Linked DNA regions of Homo sapiens: region 2 is linked to region 1. A link is an interaction called in ENCODE POLR2A ChIA-PET data of the cell type or tissue named here. Cell type or tissue: PC-3. All regions are shown on one strand.

Region 1 (2,500 bases):
TTCTCACAGTTCTGGGGGCTAGGAAGTCCAAGATCAAGGTGCTTGCAGATTTGGTGTCTGGTGAAGGCCTGCTTCCCCAGAGGCTGCCTTTTCACTAACCCGTCACTTAGTGAAGAGAGTCAGAGGTCCCTCTCTGGCCTCTTTTATAAAGGCACTAATCTCATTGATAAGGGCAGAGCCACCATGGCCTAATCATCTCCTAAAGGCCTCACCTCCTAATACCATCACCCCTTGGGGTGAGGATTTCAACATATGAATTTGAGGAAGACAAATATTCATACCACTGTACTGCCCTGAAACAAAGCAGTTTGAAAATCACTATCAAGGAAAATTGGAACATACAATCATTATAAAAGCCAGCCCATTTCAGGAGGCCTGGCAGGATTCTGCTGCACAATTCAGTCCTGCCTTTGGATGACTGCATTAGACTATAAGCTGTGGGGCTGGAACCACATTTTAGACTCACTAGCCTAGGCCTAGTACTGTGTTAGCACCAAAAAGACTCTGTGCTTGATAAATTCTTCAACACCATCCTGAAGAGGGGCTATTGCAAATACAGGATGAAAGCTTTCACTGCCAACTTTATTGGCCTTCCAGGCAATGGATCTGCAAAAATTACTTCACTGTCAGTCAAACCTACCCCGTGTATCTGGTGAGATCAGACAGGACGAACATATCCAACATGCGTTTCTGGCATGCCTTTCTTTTTGTTTCTTGTTTTTGTTTTGAGACGGAGTCTCGCTCTGTCACCCAGGCTGGAGTGCTATGGCACGATCTCAGCTCACTGTAACCTCCACCTCCTAGGTTCAAGCAATTCTCCTGCCTCAGCCTCCCAAGTAGCTAGGATTACAGGCACTCACCACCACACGCAGCTAATTTTTGTATTTTTAGTAGAGATGAGGTTTCACCGTGTTGGTCAGGCTGGTCTTGAACTCCTGTCCTCAAGTGATCTACCTGCCTCAGCCTTCCAAAGTGCCGGGATAACAGGCATGAGCCACTGTGCCCAGCCTATGGCCTGCCTTTCTTACAAAGTGATACACATTTCCCTAGTCCCCATGACACTACCAAAAACCACCCCGGTAGAACTCAAAAAAGGTAGGAAACAGGAGTTTCCCCAAATCAGTCTCATTTATGTTACGATACTTTCATGTTTAATCGATCCATTCTATCACAGATTATACACCCACATGACAGATGCAACTGAAACAAGTTTTTGCAAGCTCTCTGAAAACGACAGGAGGCATTCACATAGAAAGCTACAGATTTTATTTCTCATCAGTTGAGAGCAGCACTTTGTTCCAAATTGCAGTAATATCTCAGCAATGAATCATTGTCATAAAAACAGCAACATCTGTGAGGTCAGAAAAGAACAATTAGGAAAACAAATGAATCCCTTGGGAACCAGGGTTCACACTAACATCATATATTTATATAACAACTTGGAAAGGTAGTCATTCAACAAGTAGTTAGTGAGCACCTACTACATGTCAGGAAAGTCCCTACTCTCATAAAGCTTAAGTTCTTGTGTAGAAAACCCAGTAAGCAAGAAAAAGAGAAAAGAAAAAGAATTTCAGATAGTGGTGAATCCTAGCATGAAAATAACCCTAGGTGAAAGGCTGGAACAGGATCAGGTAGCAAGCAATGCAATGTGGACTGTGAAGTGAGGCAGCTTTCAATGGTCAGGGAAAAAACCTTTCCAAGGAGATAACATTTGACCATTTTGTCATTGATCCAAATGACAAAAAAGAAGGAAGCCATGCAAAGACTTAGGAGAAGTGTGCTCCAGGCAGAGGGAATAGCATGATTAAAAGGCCCTAAGATGGAACAAAGCTTGATGTGTTCTAAAAACAACCTTCCTAACAAACTCTGGAGATAGGCAACTGTAGTTCAGAAAGGTGAGAAACAAGTTGATCAAGGTTACACAGACGCTAAAGTAGAAATGAAACTTAGCACACCTGACTCCTCTGATAGTCTCCCTGCAACACGCTAGCTGCCTTCCTAGTTAGAAACCCAGGCTCCAATGAATGAGCATGAGAAATCAGGCCAATGGGGCAAAGAGTGGCCCCTGATTACCAAGTTTCACAGGATCAGAATTTGAGTTCAAACATAAAAATCGAGGCTACCATACAATGTGGCCAGGGTCCAGCAGCCCAGATGACCTGATTCTAAGCAAGGTACACAGGTGCCAGGGCTGGAGAGCAAGAGCCCACAAGAGGGGCCCAGAAGGCACATGGGGTGATCATCAAACTCCCAAGGGAACTTACAAAATACTATTTTGAGTCCCATTCCTCAAGAATCTAAATTTATTACATATGTGATAGAACCTGGAAATTTGTATTTTAAGAAGTTCCCAGGTGATTTTGTTTAGCCAGACTTTGGAACTACTGTGATGGAGAAGGAGGGAAGGCCAGCTCTTCAGGAGGTTGCAGGGAGAATTCTATCTCTACAAAAGGAAGAATCAAGGGTTAAATTGAATGCAGTTGAGACTTGTACCAGACCA
Region 2 (2,500 bases), 150 kb before region 1:
TTGATCCAATCCACAGAGGACAAGAGTTCCAGCTGCTGAGGAATCCAACGTCCTTCGGAAATACTGAATCCTCACAACATGGGGGTTGTGGAAATGATAGCATTCAGCTTAGGGTAAGAATCTGAGCCCCTAGTGTATAAAATATTTATGATCTTAAAAGCAATCTTGCTTTTGGGGCTAGTGGGCACTAAGCCCCGGATAACTACCCATCATGCCAGCAATCACTTCATCCACATTAGTTCAAAGCAATTTCTACCAAACAGCATTCTCAGGCTTCTTGTTAAAAGTTTTTCTTCAAAATTCACTAACTCTTATGGCAGTGCTACGTATAATAGCTAAAAATTGGAAATAAATGTCCAATAATAAAGGAATGGTTAAATTATGTTGAGCCAGTCAATGGAATGATCACCTTGTAGCCACTAAAAATGACCGCTATGAAGGCTCAGTAGCACAATACTTCTGGTACTGTGTTAAAATGGCCCCAATGCAATGTTATAAGAGAATAAAAATGTGGCAGGCCAATGCTATAAAACATTAAATCATTTTTCCCTTTAAATGTGTTAACTTCCCCCACTCTGTGACCGGAGAAACGAAGCAGGCATTGCTCCCGGGGTGGCACTCTCACAAGGGAAGCAGGACACAAAAACATCAACTTCTTTTAGATTTGGGGAACTGGAGAGATTCTCTAAGCTGAGGCAGGAGTGTAGAGAAATAAGAGCAAGACTCAGGGCAAGGAATCAGTCCTTTGGCCTCAAGCTGAGTTCGGGGAAAAACAGGATAGACCCCACTCTCTTTTCAATGTGAGGATATGAGAGCCAGGAGGATCTGTGCCTTGCTTTCAGGTGAACTCCAGAGAAATGTGGAGCATGTCGTTCAGCAGCTATGCGATGTGGCAGGAGCAGAGGAGAAGTGGTAGAGAGGCAGGCCTGAAAGGTGAAGGCTGACGTCCCCAAGCTACGTTAAGCAGATGCCAGAACAGGCCGGAGGGAGATCAACATCAGTGTCTGGAAGCCCCTTTCCAAAGATCCAGGGCCCCATAGCATTAAGATCAAGGACGGGATGTGGAGGGAGAGGAGGCAGGAGTAGAACCCTGATGCTGAATATAGAAGGGAAATAATGAGAAATCACTGAATTTGGCCACATTTATCAGGAAGTGCCAAAACTAAAACTAAAACCCCTCCTATTGTGTGGAAATGCGCTTGAGCTAGAAATTCAGATGAACTCTAGGAAAAGAAAATAAATTACAATTCAACAGAAAATAGTAGTGTGTGTGTATTAGCCAGGCGTGGTGGCGGGCGCCTGTAGTCCCAGCTACTCGGGAGGCTGAGGCAGGAGAATGGCGTGAACCCGGGAGGCGGAGCTTGGCAGTGAGCCAAAATCGCGGCACTGCACTCCAGCAGCCCGGGCGACAGAGCGAGAATCCGTCTCAAAAAAAAAAAAATTAATTTTAAAATTTTTGTGATTGCTATAAAGCTGTTTGTACCTTTAAAAGCAGAGTACGAATGTACCATGTAGATGGGTCACAGCAGTGATGTACCTCTACTTTCCTTTTCTTGTTTTTCTCTGCTGCATAAGCCCCTCCTCCTTCACCCACAGTCCCTCCTCAGCATGAAGGACAGTTAGGAGAAGCTTGATCTGCTCACAACTGGGTCTCAGGGTCTGGCAAGAAGGCCCCGAGGAAGCTTGATATGCTTCGCTAGTGACAAGACACTTTATTTTTTTGAGAATTTGAGATTTATAGTTTGTATTTCATTACTGTAAACTTCAAGAGCTGCTATAAATCGTCTCGTTGTAGATTTTGCAGCAGTGAATACTGTCAGAAATAGGAAGAATTGTGGTTAGGGCTTAGGGTGTGTGTGTGTGTGTGTGTGTGTGTAAAGAGAATTTTATACTATGGTGGTATCAATTATGTTGGAATTGGATCTGTAGCTTCTTGGTCGTTTGGGACATAACCCCTTTTATTTTGTGCTTGGCAAATCCTTTAAAAGGAGAAGATCCTTCTGGGCTTCAGTTTCCTCATCTGCACATGAAAGAACTGGCTAAAATCATGACTAGTCCACTAGAAATGCTGGCCCTATTTAGCACTGACTTTACCTATCCTCTATGTGACTTCATAGATTATGAACTATTATATATTGTGCACAAACACACATCAGTTTTCTCATTGGTTATCTTTTGAAAATGGCAAGCTTTCAAACATAAGAATGCTGAGGGATTCCCCAGCATGTTTGACTTAGACTTCACCCTGGGCTTGATAGTCTTTGGCAAGCCTAGCCCTGAGTGGCCCCCAAATGAGGTTATATAGAACCTTATACTAAACTGTTCCCACTATGGCCCAGACGGTTTTCATTGTCATTTTTAAGTCTCCTTCTTCCTTCCTCTCTTTTCCAGGGCACATGCTCAGGCTCAAAATGAGTGCTGGCCCCTGCCCTGTGCTAATCTTTACATTTCTCTATCTGCTGAGGTTACCATTTTATACAATTTTTAGAATAGAATAAAA

What was found. ChIA-PET counts read pairs that join two places held together with the same protein. Peaks named below come from ENCODE experiments on the same cell type or tissue, not always from the same donor. Only the 100,000 strongest peaks of a DNase experiment are listed, where the experiment ranks them.
Region 2: POLR2A ChIA-PET joins it to region 1 with 6 read pairs; 4 of 35 experiments call an interaction of 5 or more read pairs at or near these places.

Annotation. Positions count from the first base shown.
Region 1 is chr3:171,800,720-171,803,219 of GRCh38, forward strand. All of the region lies in intron 1 of PLD1 (phospholipase D1), which reads right to left. Among named protein-coding and RNA genes, the nearest start is that of PLD1, 8.5 kb to the right of the region's middle. In PC-3, no CTCF peak of the experiment used is centred here; a DNase peak (open chromatin) is centred at 1,362; H3K27ac peaks cover 2,500 bases.
Region 2 is chr3:171,649,474-171,651,973 of GRCh38, forward strand. The region is part of intron 21 of PLD1 (phospholipase D1); the gene reads right to left. Among named protein-coding and RNA genes, the nearest start is that of PLD1, 160 kb to the right of the region's middle. In PC-3, no CTCF peak of the experiment used is centred here; no DNase peak of the experiment used is centred here.